Linked DNA regions of Mus musculus: all the other regions are linked to region 1. The links are chromatin loops, found by intact Hi-C in ENCODE. Cell type or tissue: heart. All regions are shown on one strand.

The links. Hi-C counts contacts between places; a loop is a spot of excess contacts. Peaks named below come from ENCODE experiments on the same cell type or tissue, not always from the same donor. Only the 100,000 strongest peaks of a DNase experiment are listed, where the experiment ranks them.
Region 2: a loop joins it to region 1, with 5 times the contacts of the local background. A loop is called at or near these places in 17 of 42 quality-filtered maps.
Region 3: a loop joins it to region 1, with 7 times the contacts of the local background. A loop is called at or near these places in 24 of 42 quality-filtered maps.

The regions. Positions count from the first base shown.
Region 1 is chr13:24,278,372-24,283,371 of GRCm38, forward strand. It overlaps Carmil1 (capping protein regulator and myosin 1 linker 1), which reads right to left and starts at 2,419. Exons shown (of 38, transcript NM_026825.3): 1 at 2,190-2,419. The coding sequence starts at 2,229. In heart, a CTCF peak has its summit at 2,998 (motif pointing left); DNase peaks (open chromatin) are centred at 2,180 and 2,710; H3K4me3 peaks cover 2,180 bases; H3K27ac peaks cover 1,503 bases; H3K27me3 peaks cover 3,070 bases.
Region 2 is chr13:23,790,210-23,795,209 of GRCm38, forward strand. It overlaps Trim38 (tripartite motif-containing 38), which reads left to right. Exons shown (of 6, transcript NM_001029935.2): 6 at 751-1,319. The coding sequence ends at 1,286. Gm11337 (a long non-coding RNA gene) reads right to left here. Exons shown (of 3, transcript XR_873174.1): 3 at 4,193-4,692. Among named protein-coding and RNA genes, the nearest start is that of Trim38, 10 kb to the left of the region's middle. In heart, a CTCF peak has its summit at 2,468 (motif pointing right); no DNase peak of the experiment used is centred here; H3K27me3 peaks cover 236 bases.
Region 3 is chr13:24,110,631-24,115,630 of GRCm38, forward strand. Carmil1 (capping protein regulator and myosin 1 linker 1) reads right to left here. Exons shown (of 38, transcript NM_026825.3): 13 at 4,845-4,948; 14 at 1,384-1,461; 15 at 1,180-1,256. Among named protein-coding and RNA genes, the nearest start is that of Gm33573, 67 kb to the right of the region's middle. In heart, a CTCF peak has its summit at 2,467 (motif pointing right); a DNase peak (open chromatin) is centred at 2,471; H3K27me3 peaks cover 2,714 bases.

The DNA of each region.
Region 1 (5,000 bases):
TCTGTTGTTTGTTGAGACATAGGTCTCTCTATGTAGTCTTGGCTGGCCTAGAAGTCAGTATGTAGACCATGCTAGCCTTGAGCTCACAGAGGTTCCCCTAGCTTCTGCCTCTCCAGTGCTAGGACTAAAAGCCTGGGCCACTGTCACACACACACACACACACACACACACACACACCCTCTGATTTCTGTATTTAAAACTATTCCATAAAAGCCTAAGGGCAGCGCACACATGTAAACCAGCATTCAGGAGACTGAGGCAGGAGGGAGAGTGAGAATAGCTTAAGGTCAGACTCATCTAGTGAGTCGGCACCTATCTTGGGCTACAAGAATCCTTGTCTTTAAAACAAAAAACAAAACAACAACAAAACCTTTAATAGAAAGATATGTCATACACAGCTTACAGGCCTTAAAGGAGAAGTTTAGGAAAAGGCAGCGAGGCCTTTGCAGTCTGTTTTAACTGATCAGCTAAAATGCTTGTGAGCTCCTGGAACCAGCAACATCGGTGAACCCCACCACCACCAAAGCCTAACCAGACAACACAGAGGCCTAGGAAAATGCTATTAGACAAACCACAGAAGGGCAATGAAGAGAATACACCAAATGGTTAGCTGGAGAAGGGTCCTTCGAGCCACCATCCTTCCAAAATCACCAATATACAATACTGACTCAACACAAAAGTTCCTTTCAAAAGAGGGGTCAAATTCACCTTTTAAACATACTTAAGTACTGAGAACCGCTGATAAACAGCAGCATCTTTTTATTTCACCGTTTACACTTTATCTGGAGTCCAAATCACCTAAACTTCAGGTCCCAGGACAATGCTACATGATTTTCTAGAAATCTGCCACCCTTGGAGGCATCTTTGGAGCCTCCAGCGTTAGTTTCGTGTTCAGGCAGGGTGTTGGAAACACCCAGAACCGGATGGGCCACTCGATAATGTCTCAGAAAGAGTCTCGAAATTGAGGAGACAAAGTAGGGGGTGTGCACAAATACCTTACTTCGTGTGTGTGTGTGTGTGTGTGTGTGTGTGTGTTGGCATGTTTTCAGTTCAACAAAGGCAGAGTTCCATACAAAACGGGCAACAGCTTCTTCCCGCCAAGTTTTACCTGCAGAGTGAGCAGCTTTGCGGGGGCACACCATGCCCTCTCAAGTATCAATGCTGGGTGGACAGCAGAGGGGCAAATTCCAGACTATGGTGAATCGGTGAGAACGTTCCCTCCTTGTCAGCGCCCAGGGAATCCAGGGAACATCAAGTGTGTGCCCAGTATTCCTCAGGGAATACCAGTCACTGGAGCTCAAAGTACGTCCATAAAGTCATATTCACCTTAGTGCAAGTCAACGCACTCCACACGAGCATAAGCGCTGGTTTCCAGCGCTCCTAGCCCATTTGTCTTCTGCCATTTAACCTTTCCAGATAAAGCTAAGCTCCAGGACTTAAATTCCAAGCAATGCTCTCTCTGCCCTCTGCTCCAAAAGAAGACACCCCCTCCCCCAATAAGGGCCTCAAGCAAACCAGTCACCTGGCACAGGGTAACACACGTGTTCCCAAAGAGACTGAAGGTGGTCGGCAGGTTAATCATTATTAAAATGAGGCGTTTATCATTAACCCTCCATTTCCTGGACTGAGAAGGCATCGGCCGGGTAACCCTCTAGCTTCCAACTCAATCCTCAAAGCCACGCCTTGTCAGGCTGGGTCCTGACGCTGGACGGGCGCCTCCATCCCTGAGGCCGTCAGTAAGAGGGGCAGCCCCAAACGGGAATTTCCTGGAGGGTGCCTGACATGAGCCCGAGGGAACCTACAGTCGCCAGGCATCCTCCTTGCTAGGCTTTACCAGACTTTCCAGAGTTTGGGACCAGGGAGTTGGCCACTGGAAGGGACGCCCCTCCAGCTCCATCTTCCGCCAACCTGACTCACCTGGTGGGGCTGAGCAGGGAGATCTGCGTGGAGTCCCCCAGGGCTCCAGATTCCTCTCCACTCCTTCTTCTCTCTCTGCACCCAGTTCCTGCGGCCATCGGGCCAGCAAACTTCTAGCCTCTCCCCCCACCCCGCCCCCTCCCCCGGCGACCCTGCCCCACGCCACTTGCGCAGGAGAGCGCGGAGACTGCGAGAGGACGGAGATGGGAAGGGAGGCGGAAAGGAGGTGTGCGCAGAGAAAGATGGCCAGTCGGCCCCCGCGCCAAGCTTACCCATTAACTCCCGGGGGACATCGGAGCTCTCGTCGGTCATGGTTGCCCCACTGGGCGCGGGGAGATCCCGGGTCCCACTCTCTGACTCTCGGCCCCGCGCCCTTCTTCAGACCCTTTAATGTTTCCGCGAGGAAGCCGCAGCTTGCAAGGAAAGAGTGGGCCGGCCGGAGCAGCGGGGCGTTGATCCAAGGTTGCCGCGCGCCCGCAGTACCAAAAAAAAAAAAAAAAAAAAAAAAAAAAAATCCTAAGAGTTGAAAATCCGAGCTGGCTCTGCGGCCGTCGCTACATGCCTCCCTCTCGGCTCGCTGCTTCAGGGGCCGAACGCAAGGCGGCTGCAACACCGGCTTCTTCCCGGGCGGGCGCCGCGCAGCCCGGCCTCTGCGCCGCACCTTGGGCGTAGGTGAAGCGGAAGGCGAGGGTTGGGCCGCCTGGCTGGTCTCGGCCTCCTGCGGGCTGGGCTGGGCAGGGGCGGGCCGGCTCTGCTCTCCTCCTTCCCCTTCTCCCGCTCCTCCTCCTCTCCTTCACCCTCTCCTGCTCCTCCTCCTGGTCCCCCTGCGTCTCCTCCCCGCCTCGCGAGAGCGGCCTCCGCACGGGTCCCCGGCCGGCCTCCGGGCCTGGGCGCACGGTGCCCGGCGCGGGGCACAGCCCGGGGACCGACGCGGTGCTTGGCTGCGGTGGCTGCTGCCTTGACTGCTGCGGCGGCGCCGGGCTCGGCGCCCCTCCTCGCAGCCTCGCTTCGGTGCAGCAGACGCTTGCGTCTGGAGAGGGATAGACCGTGCAGTTGAGAGAGCCCGAGAGCCATCTGCTGGCTGCCAGCGTGGAGGGCCCGGGCTGCGCGAGGGTTTATCCCCCAAATCCAGGCAGGCCAATGGACCCTGAGGCTCAGAGCTGCAGAGCCCCCAGCGCGGAAGCTAGTGCTTTCTGAGATCCTTTCGTGCACTTCTGGATCTCGGGCCCCGCTGAGCCTTGTGTCTTCGCACCCTCATTGTTAATTCCCCATCTATGTTGATTAAGAGCTACATGCAATCAATAGACAACCGTAAGATGGCAAGACAGGGGCCCCTTTGGAAAATGCCTTTTAATGGCGACCCAGTCTCCTTAAGCTTGGGGCAAATCGGAGGACCAGACATGGTTGCCAAAAGCTGGAATATTCCTGCTGCTAAATCTGATTCAATTTTACCCAACCCATCCAACCTTCCCAGAGGAAAGATCTCAGGTTCTGGAGTACTTATGTGCACTTCCATCACCCAAAGAGAATGTCCCTGACTGACCAATCAGGTTCCTGCTTTAAAGGGTTGAAAAGAGGGAGAGGGGAAAAGAGGGGGAAACACTGGCCTCTGGCAGCTTAGGTTCTGTTATTGTAGTTGTATTGGTTGGTGGATGGGTGGGTGGGTTAGTTTTTGAGACAGGGTCTCAATATGTAACCCAGGTTGGCCTGGAACTTGCTAACTAGACCAAGCTTGTCATGTCTACAAAGCAAAGATCTGTCTCCCTCTGCCTTTCAGAGTGCCGGTGTCACAGGGAAACATCTGACTGTTAAGTCTACTATTGGTGGTTTGATTTTTTTTTTCCTTTTTTTTTTTTTTTTTTTTTTAAGTGTCTCACTGGTAGGCTAGGCCACAGTTCTCCTGCCTCGGCCTCCAGGTGCCAGGATCCTGGCATGTGCTATTAGGCTGAGTTGGTAGTCTGGTTTTGAAGACTGCTATGGACCTTGCTTTTCTAAGAACAATGTTTAGTTTCCTCTAGAGTACTGCTGGTTGAGCTCTTTCCTTGGGAAGACTGTAAACAGACACCCTCCTTGCAGGGCTCCAACCACAGAGTTCCGTTTCATCAAAGTCCATCTTGGAGAACCAATGTGGTTACTGGACTTACACAGAACACGGGTGAGGGGTTACTTACTGGAGTGTGGGTGACCCTAAAGCAGTCATGTACCCTTACATGGATGAAGATTTCCTCACAGCTCTACAAATGGAGCCCCACTTTTAACTGGGAGTCCACATTTTATATACACAGCCACAGGCAGTTAGGGCCAAATCACATACCACTGGCTCCGAGTGTAGAAGAGAGCAGCTGGAATCTCACGTAAGGTACTATTGGCTCCCCCATCCCTTCCTTCAACAGTCAAGAGATTTCTTACAAGTATTCTAATGAAAACGGTGCTTGTAGTGCTGGAACCATACCTTCTACAGCAGATAATCTGATGATGGCTTCCCCTTCCCACCTGGTTCACCCCACTCCATCCCTGAATCAGACAGCGAGACTCCATTCTTTTAAATGTACTATTACTGTATGTGCACATAATGGGCCAGTTGGGGGTTTGTGGGGGTCACAGGACAACTTGTGGATTCAGTTTGATCCCTCTGTGGGTTCATCCCAGAGATCAAACTCGGCTTTCTGACAACGGCCTTTACCAGTTGAGCCTTCTCCCAGTCCCCCAGACTCTACTCTCTCCAAGACTCTCTTCAGGTATCTGCTTCTTACTGTTTACAAACCTATCATTTGTGTACCTTCTTCATAAAATTTCTTCAGGGCTTTTCAGATCTCTGAGATTCCTAAGACTGAAACACAACACACTTAAAAGCTCAAACATACGAGGGCCTCCCTTTATTCTTGTGTCTTTGTCCAGTTTTACCATTTAACCCTTGAATCCTGGATTGGGGTAGGGGAAGGGAGAGTTGGTGGTTTCCTAACTAAACAGTAGGCACTTTGAAGGCAGGAAATGTAGAAAACATCTGTGTGCTGTTGGAGATTGAACCCAGGGCCTCTTGCACACTGCCGGAGGAGCCTCTGCCTCAATGACCTGGATAAGGC
Region 2 (5,000 bases), 490 kb before region 1:
GTCTCACCAACTGGGGGCAAACCGTTCAAATATCTGAGTATATGGGGGCCATTCTCGCTCAAAGTACCACAGTAGTTGAGCAGCATGTAGTATACTGGAAATAATTTTAGGGACTTTTCTCAATAATGAAGGGACATTATTATCCCAGTGAATAAGCTTCATGCTCTGTCTGTTACTCAGTGCCTGGTATATCCTATAGCTTCTGGCCCATGATTACTAAATTCAAAAACCTCTAGTCAATATTGGAGAAATTGTTTTGTTTCTCTTTTCCATTAGTGATAGTTTTTGTTTGTGCTTTCTGTTTATTTGTGGAGATTTTTTTTTGAGATAGTGTTTGGGTAGAATGTAATTATAAACAAAGAGGGGAAGGACTCCTTTATGCTCCATGATCAATGTCAGCAGTCATAAAAGTTCTGAATCAGAATGATTTGGGGCAGAACAGGAACCAGAGTAATTCTAAAGAGTTCTAATCCTTGGCGTGTCTGAATGAACCATGATGCCAGTGATAGAGATAAGGGAATTGATGGTATTATTGCCACTGTTTGTTAGACATATATGTACCATATCTCAGACAAACATTAACTCAACTCTCCTCATGGCTTACAATAGGCATGGTGATTTTCTTTTTATAGGTACTTTATATATGGTTTGCACAGACTTACATGCTTAAGTCATATTTGATCAGAGTTTTGTCTTTGTAAAGTATTACGTTTGTAACTCTTAAAAGACTGGTTATGGTTGTTTTTACAGTCAGCGTGATCCTGGACCCCAGCACAGCCCACCTTGACCTAGCTCTGACTAAAGGTGGAAGATTAGTGACTTACAAAAGATGCCCCAGGGATCTTCAGGCAAGATCTTCAGCCAAGAGGTTTTATGGTTTACCCTGTGTCCTGGGCTGTGAGGGCTTTACTTCGGGGAGATATTACTTTGAAGTCTCTGTTGAGAATGCAACCAGTTGGGATTTGGGAGTCTGTGTAGAGAATGTGCACAGGGGCTTTAACATGAAGAAGGAGCCTGAGTCTGGATTCTGGACCATCAAGATGTCTGAAGAGGACGGCCTTGAAGCTCTTACTTCTACCCCTACTCCTCCCCTTCATCTGATTGAAAAGCCCCAGATTCTGGGAGTTTTCCTAGACTATGAGGCTGGAGCTGTATCGTTTTACAGTGTAACTACTGGCTCTCATATCTTCACCTTCCCTAAGGCTTCCTTCCAGGATACTCTGAGGCCCTTTTTCCAGGTTTATCAATATTCTCCTTTGTTCCTGCCTGCCATAAATAATCAATGAAAGAAGTAAGTCCCTATGCCTTAAGTAGCCTCATAGAAAACCCATAAATATCACAAGGCAGAAACTTTATCTTCACTGCTATCCCAATTCTTTTAGTGAACTTTCAATAAATATGCATTGAATTAATAACCCTTTCAAATGTGTTGAATATTGAATGACTCAAAACATATTGCACGATCCCTGTGTTTGAAGGTAATTATTGTTTTCTGTTTATAGTGGGCACAGCTGTGAGGGATGTTTTTCTAAATTAAATCATTAAAAGTTGAAAGACCACTTTTATCTCTTTTGCAAACTTTTAAAAAAGATTTATTTATTTTTATATATTTGAATACACTGTCACTGTCTTCAGACACACCAGAAGAGGGCATCAGATCCCATTACAAATGTTTGTGAGCCACCATGTGGGTGCTAGGAATTGAACTCGGGACCTCTGGAAGAGCAGCCATTGCTTTTAACCACTGAGCCATCTCTCCAGAAGAAGATCCACTTTGGGCCACATCTGCTGGAAGCCTATATAAAGGACATGGTAGGGAAAGTTCTCTCTCTCTCTCTCTCTCTCTCTCTCTCTCTCTCTCTCTCTCTCTCCCTGCTTGTCTCAGGTCTCTCTGGCATGTCCATTCTTTCCCTGGCAGTTGAGCCTACTTCTTCTAGATTTCAATGTATACTGAAGAACAACTGAGATATTCAGCTTCGTGTATTGAACAATTCTGGATTTTTGGACTTTCTTTTGGTTGGCAATCATAGTTGACTAGCTGGGCCACAGCCTATAAGCCATACTAATAAAGAAATCATACGTGTGTGTTGTGTGTGTGTGTGTGTGTGTGTGTGTACACATACATACATACATCATACATACATACGTACATATGTACATACATACATACATACATACATACGTATGTATGTACATACATAGTGGTTGTTGATATCCATGCTTTATTCCTATTTTGGAAAAGAGGCATGGAGATTGAAAAAGAATTTTATACCATTTTCTTGTACAATTAAAAATACACTTTGGATGAATTTTTAGAATCTATTTTTCAGTTTCCTAGAGAATTCAATAACCATGTTTCTCCATTTTTATTCCATCTTTCTTTCATAGTTTTCATAATCTACACCAGAGGCACATAAGAGAAAGCAAGCTTTGTGTGGTTCACCATGCTGTTAGCTAACATGCTGACCAGTAGGTGGCAGTCTTGTATTTTTGGTGGCTGTGATAACACAGCTTTGGCTTTAATAAAATGTAAATACTTCTTGGTCCAAGATCAAATAAAGGTAAAAGTCATCTTGTTCTTACAAAAGATTTTAAACAATTTAAGCCAGCGATGTTTTTGGTGTTTTTCTTTGTTGTTGCTTTTTGGTTTTCTTCGAGATAGGGTCTCACTCTGGCCTGGAACTAGCTTTGTAGACCAAGCTGGCTGTGTGAACTCATAGAGCTCCATGGACCTGACTCCACCCCGAGTGCTGGGATTAAAGGCATGCAACAACACACTTGGCAATAATATTAATTTTCATTCAGAACAACAAAATTCTTTCTCCCCCCCTCCAAAGCCCCCCAACTTAGATAAGATCTGATTAGATAAGCTATCTTGGAGTTCACTATGTAGCCCAGGCTGGCTGCAAACTTATGGAAATCCTCCTGCCTCAGCATCTCAAGTGCTGAGTGTTGAGATTATAGGTATGAACTACCATGCATAATTATGACTTTATTGACTGGTTGATCGATTTTAGTTTTTAGAGACAGTATCTCAGGTTGTCCAAGTTGACACTCACTATGTAGCAGATAATAACCTTGAACTTTTGATTGTTTGCATCCACCTCTTGCGTGCTGGAAATACAGGGGGCATCACTACATCCAATGTTTGTGATTCTGGTGGTCAAGTAGGGAGGCTCATACATGCTCAGCAGACATTCTACCAACTAAGTTATAATATATCCCTGGCTCCCTTGGTGGGTTTAAATGTCACCTCATGGGAGCCTTGCTTCTTATTTAATTCCTATGAATTTCATTTGCTTTAGCAAGTCATCAACCTCATTAGAGTCAGGTTTTATCACCCCATCAAGACTCCTTGGCAGGTCAGCTCTTAACTGTTTTGAACTATCATTCAGATTTCTTCTATAACTATTTTGGGTCCTTAGTGGCATTCTACCCATAGTTCATTTCTTAAGGACTGTGGCTGTTTAGGGTGAGAGTTGGGAGCCAGACAGCCCTCTATCTCCAAGTAGGCAGAGAAATACAGATAGGCTTGGGGTATGTGTGTGTGTGTAGAAAGACAGAGGCAGAAACACACAGAGAGACAGAGAGAGATGGCTGTAATTTTTTTCTCTTTTTCTTTTTCTCTTTCATTCTAATTCTCAAGCAACCACATCCCTAAAATTTTAGTATTTTAGTGATAAGACATCTAAAGTCAGGGAAACTGTGATTTCAAGATGTGTGTTGAATGTTGGGTTTTGTGTGTGTGTGTGTGTGTGTGTGTGTGTGTGTGTGTGTGTGTGTTTGGTCTCTGTGCTCTTCTGCTCGGCTTTGGTCAAACACATAGGCCTGGGAAGCTGTAGCAGCATGAAGTTAATTAAATCCATGACCAAGGCAACTCATAAAAAAAGGTGTTTAATTTGGGGCTCATGGTCCTAGAGGGTTGGAATCCATATTTGGTATCCTGGGAACATTTTAACAGACAGGTAGTATTATGTATTTATTTTTTATTTCGCTTCAGCCTGGAGCAGTAGCTGTGAGCTTGCATATTGAGACAATAACCAAGTAGCAGAAAGAGAGCCAACTGGAAGAGCTTGGGCTTTTAAAACCTCAAAGCCCACCCCCGGTGACACACCTCCTCCAATAATACCACACCTCCTAATCCTTCTAAAATAGTTTCACCAAGCATTCAAACATATGAGCCTATAAGGACCATTATCATTCAAACCACCAAAGAGAAAAAGAAAACACACCCACATACTTCTGTGCTCATCTGTGGATGGTGAGCTTCCTTAAGTCCAGAAGAGGGAATAATGAAACCAAAAAAGAATGAATGGTCCCTTACTCCAATCCAGGTAGTTCTTCAGATCCGGCTCTTCTCCCACTGTCTTCCTAACACCATATTTAGTCCCCAGCAGACACTCTGCTTCATCTCCAAGGTGTATTGGTGGCAGAAGTCAATGGGGCTTCACAGGCCATGTGCTGCTCTTTCCTTACCAGGACTCTTAGTTTTATGGAGGTCTTCATAAGAGAAGACTGCTCAGACATGGGGTGAGCCAACAGAAAGTCCTTTATTAGCCAGCCAGCAACTACATTAGATGTTTGGGATTCCAGTATAGACCTGAGCCTTCTCCAAGGTGGGCTTGTAAGCACAAAAAACATGTCCTGGGTTGACATACTTCAGTTGACAAGAACAGTTAGCCAGAAGTGGAACTGCAGAGGCCAAAAAGCAAGGTTAGTACATTTAAAGGGTTTTTTCCTACAACTATGGACATTGATGGATTAGGCCTTTGTGTTCCTTTTGGCAGTTGGTGCTGTCTATGTGTTGAGTTTTATAACCTGAATGGTACTTTTATTATGGAGTCAGATGTGCTAAGGCCTGGGGGCTCTGTTACATTCACCACTGGTCTTAGTGAATAAGTCAAATTGTGGACTCATTCTGCCCTAAAGAGGTGTCGTTGGTCCTAAGGACCATTAATTTTACTGGCCTGATACATACATATAGTTTAAGGTGCAGGGAC
Region 3 (5,000 bases), 170 kb before region 1:
TCTCACCATGCTGTCTGCCAGACTTGACATTCTCTAACTACACTCTACTGAGGAATCTGAAGCATGTTTTTGATATGTAAAGGCTCATCTCTCCCCCTCCCTATCTTGTTTTGCTTGCTTGTTTGAGACAGAGTCCTATGTAATCAAGGCTGTTCTCAAATGCACTATGTGAGTTGAGGATCACCTTGAACTCCCAACTCTCTTGCCTCTGCTAACTGAGATTATGCACATGTGCTTCCAAATGGGAGACTCTTGAAGTAATGGACCCAAAGTATTTAGAAACATATTGGCATATTTTCAAGGCAAAGAATAGAATAAAGCATGCCACCAAACTGAGTTTTCTAAATAAGTCAAGTTATTCCCTTGAATATATAAGATTTTTAAAAGACTGGCTAGGAAATATGGAGAAGGCACTGTTATTAGGCAGTACCCCAGACCATTAAAGAGTATAACAGACACAATGCAATTGATGCCATGAGCTCATGATCCTACACGAGGATTGAACTGGACTAACGCACATGATGGCTATGAACGCTGCACCTGAGGGGAGTCAAGTGCCTCTCATCACTCTCTCCCTGCAACATGAACAATGTTTATGAATCCTTACTGCTTCTAATGTACTGTGTCAGCAAGCATAACTCTAGAGGGAGAACTAAGTTGCTGTACTTAGCCCTCACCTCCTACAAATTACAGACACAAACTCCAGGGTGACCATTCTTCTTTGCACTTGAGGCTGTTCATATGAACTTCTAGCCTCACCATTGAGAAGAAGCTGTAGACAGAGTACCTGTCCACGCATGTGAAACCACACACTATCACAGAGCTCAGATAAGCAGGCTAGTTAGAGACAAGCCCCTTAAAGCTTGCATTGCAGCACAAATCTTAAACTTTCAAGCCCTCAAACTTACAGCTATGATTTAAGACTCATTTAAGATTTATCTTTCGTATGTAACATTGACTTTCCAAGTCAGCTACAGAGGTCTACAAACCTGTAATCCCAGCTCTAGGGAGGCGGAGGCAGGAAGATTGGCATGAGTTTGAAGCCAGGCTGTAGTGTGAGGTTCTGTCTCAAACAACAACAACAACAACTCCTCTGTTCATTAATCACTCTGTGTTCCTCACAACTCTTCTCAGAAGAAGAGACTCTAAGGCCGCAGTGGTAGCAGGGGACAGCCATACCTGTGAGAGAAGACAGATCTGGAGAGATTGAGCACAGCGAGACACTGAAGGCAACCCCGGAGGAGAGCGCTACACACCTGAGGAAGAAATGGGACATTAGCGCTTTTGCACAATTCTAGGTCCATGAAAACATTTCACTAAAGAGAAAGGCCTCCACCCCATCAAAAGAGGCATTCCGAGAGGCAGAGTAGAAAGAGGCATTACCATCTCCAGAGAACATTCTGTATTAGATAGATCCAGATGAACAATGGTGTTGGGCTGGGCCAAAAAATTGTACATGTGCTGCAAAGGAACAAAAAGTAAGTGAAGGTTAGGTTCTAGAGAGACACAGGCAAGTCTGGGCTTCAAAACCCAGTCACTCGCATGCCCCGGACCTTCTCGGCTGTTTCTCAGAAAGGTTTGCCGATGTTTCTGTTATTCTATCTCCTTCTCTAGGAGCAAAAACCCAAAGGCTGCTTAAAGTAAAGTTACACAGGCAAATAAATATGGCCAAGAGGAGAGTCACTGCAATACACCCCCCTTTACACACGGCTTTGATTTCTTGACCAGTTCGATTTTTATTCTGTAATTTGAGCATTGTTAGTTAACTTTAACTCTTGAGTCTAAAATACCCTGTGAATTGCAGTCACCCTATCAAGACCTAAGTCACTGCTGAGAAAAGTGCTATTTGAATTTGAGCCACAGATGGTCTCAGGCTGTGTTCTCTTCTCCCCAACATAATAATGTTTTCTTTATCTTTAGAGACTTCTAAAATCTAACAGGATCGTCCTGAGCAAAGTATTAGGAAAACAAAGCCAAAAGGACTCAAACTTCAAGTGCTGCGTAAGTATATTCGTCTGGGGTCACAATGCCTAAAAGTTCCGAACCCCCACAACCCTGCATGGAAACAATGAAATAAATCCCTCTGATGTCCGTTAATTTCCCCAGTGTGAACAAGAGCCCGAGCTCTCCAATGGCACAGTCCAAGTTCCCTGCCCCAGATGGCTACCTTCACTGGGTGCCACCAGTTACTTAAAAGAACATGCACGCCTATGCTGACAGAGCCTCATTCCTCAGTCAACACTCATGAAATGCTACACTGTGACTCTATGGTACTTCAGAAAATTCCTCGCCAGCAAGGAATTCGAAAGAACATAAAACTGGCCCGCAGATACTTTGGAGTAACCAGGGGCCCAGGACTGATTTCTGGGATAGCAGAAACACGCTGCCTTCATTTACACAGAATCCCTCAGGCTCTGGGTCCATGACCTTCCTTAAGGCATTTTATTTTGCTGTGGTTTTGCTTCCTTCCACCAGCAGGGGGAACTCTTCCTGAGGTAGTGAGGATGCTCTTTGCCTGTGGCTGTCCCAGAAAGCACAAGGCCAGGTGAGTGTGTGCACCTGCTGAGGACTTTCGAGCCTTGGTGTTGTGTCCTTGGCTAGGAGCCCATGTTCACTCAGCCCCCACTGCACTCCACTGTACCCAGAGGTGACCGGAACAAGCTGTACCTTCTGACCAGGAAGTGTGGAGACTGTTATTCCAGTCTTATTACTTAATCTCTGCCTCTTTTTTATTTGCCTTTGCTTTTGTTTCATTTATTTTATTTTAAAATATTTACTTATTTATTTTATGAGTATGCAGATGAGCATATGTATGTGCACCATATCCATACACACAGGAACCCACAGAGATCAGAAGAGGGCATCAGAGCCCCCGGAACTAGTGTTATAGGTTCTTGTGAGCTGCCGTGTGTGTGCAAACCTATATCCTCTGCTAAACTAGTAAGCACACGTAACCCTTGAGCCATCTCTCCAGCCCCTATTTTATGTTGTGAGACTGGGTCTTATTCTGTAACTCAGGTTTGCCTGGATCTCACTTTGTAGCCCAGGCTGACCTCGAGCTCATGGCTATCCTCCTGTCTCCGCCTCTTGAGTACTAGGAATGTACCGTATCCCACCTCATGTAAGCTGTGGTCTTTCCCATGGAGCTTCTTGCTCTATCTTGGGAGGAAGTGGGCTTAAGGATTATCAGTGACATGAACACTAGAGATGAAAAATGGGAAGTCAAGAGACAGCAGGAAACAAGCTCTGTTCATTGACTTCAAATGTGTGTGTGTGGGGAGTGACTTTAATAAACACACACACACACACACACACACACACACACACAAAGCTTTACTGACCCTGCCTTATAGGTAAAGTAAAACAAAATAAATGAGAATAAATTCCAACGTTTCTCATCTCTGTGAAGTAGTCATTGTGGTTTGAATAGGTGTGGACCCTCATACACTCAATGTTTGAGTGCTTGGCTCCTGCAGAGTGGCACTATTAAGAGGTGTGGCCTTGTTGGAGTAGGTGTGGCCTTGTTGGAGAAAGTGTGAGACTGTGGGGGCAGGCTTTGAGATCTCACATGATCAAGCTTTGGCCAATATGAAACAGTCACCTGCTGCCTGCAGATCATGATGTAGAACTCTCAACTCCTTGTCCAGTACCATGTTTACTTGTACAAAACCATGTTTTATGCCTTGATGATAAAGGACTAAACCTCAGAAACTGTAAGCCAACCTGAATTAAATGTCTTCCTTTATAAGAGTTGCTGTGGTCACGGCGTCTAGTCACAGCAATTGAAACACTAAGACAGAAGTATACAAATAAAGTCCCTTTCCAAATGCCCACTATCTGCATGCCCTGTTATCAAAGGGAGATTTCTCCTAAACTGTGACTGCATAAACTATAAACTGCATAGTGACCAGAAGGGACAATTTACCACAGAATGAGTTCATAACTAACCCCCCACAACACGAGGTTCTATCAGACATTTATATTGCTATTCATGGACATAAAACATCATGTTAAAATTGAGGGGATTGTTTTTAAATTTATTTTACATATGAGTGCTCTATCTGCATGTATACCTGGATTCCAGAAGGGGGCACAGATCCCAGTATAGATGTTATGAGCCACCATGTGATTACTGGGAATTGAGCTCAGGACCTCTGGAAGAGCAGACAGTGCTCTTAACTGTTGAACCATCTCTCCAGGCCCCAGAGTCAATCAATCAATCAATCAATCAATCAATCAATCAATCTCTGTCTCTCTGTCTCTCATTCTTTTTCTCTTTCTCTCTCTCTACATACCTATTTTGCTTTCACAACCAAACTCTCATGAGTAGCTCCCGATTACTCTTATCTTATTTATGGACTAGTCTATGACTGGGGTTATCCTAATGGCCTCTTTTAACAGCAACATAAATAAACAAACAAGAAAATACAAACATAAGAAAAAGAAAAGATTGAGGCTCGGACCCTCAATCTCAGCACTCACTGGAGAGAATGAATTAGGACAGGTACTGTGAGCTGGAGGCCAGCCTGGCTGACTCCACAGTGGGCTCCAGGCCGACGCATTCTCTCAAAACAAACAGCACCTGCATCCCAACAACACTATTTAATGATGAAATAGCGTTTCCAAAAAGGATTTGAACCTCAGCATCATTAAGTGAGAAAACAACTTAATTATGGTGACAGACAGATTCAATTAAAGCAGCCTGTGGAGTTTTCCCGACACTTCACTAGCATTTAATGTGATTGTAGAGGATGGTAGAGGAACGGGCTGGGACAGCAGGGTTAGAAATGATGGCAGGCTTTCTGAAATGGCCGCTCTAGGGGCTGGACGAGTGGAAACCTTACCGAGAGGTCATCTCCGCGGAGGGCATTCCCTGAGAGGTCCAGGTGGGTGAGGGTAGAGGCAGTCAGAGGGTTGGCACTGAGGGACTGACAAAGGCTGTTCACCCCTGTAACGAGAGAAACCATCAAAGCTCAGCGTCCACTCTCAGAAACAAATGA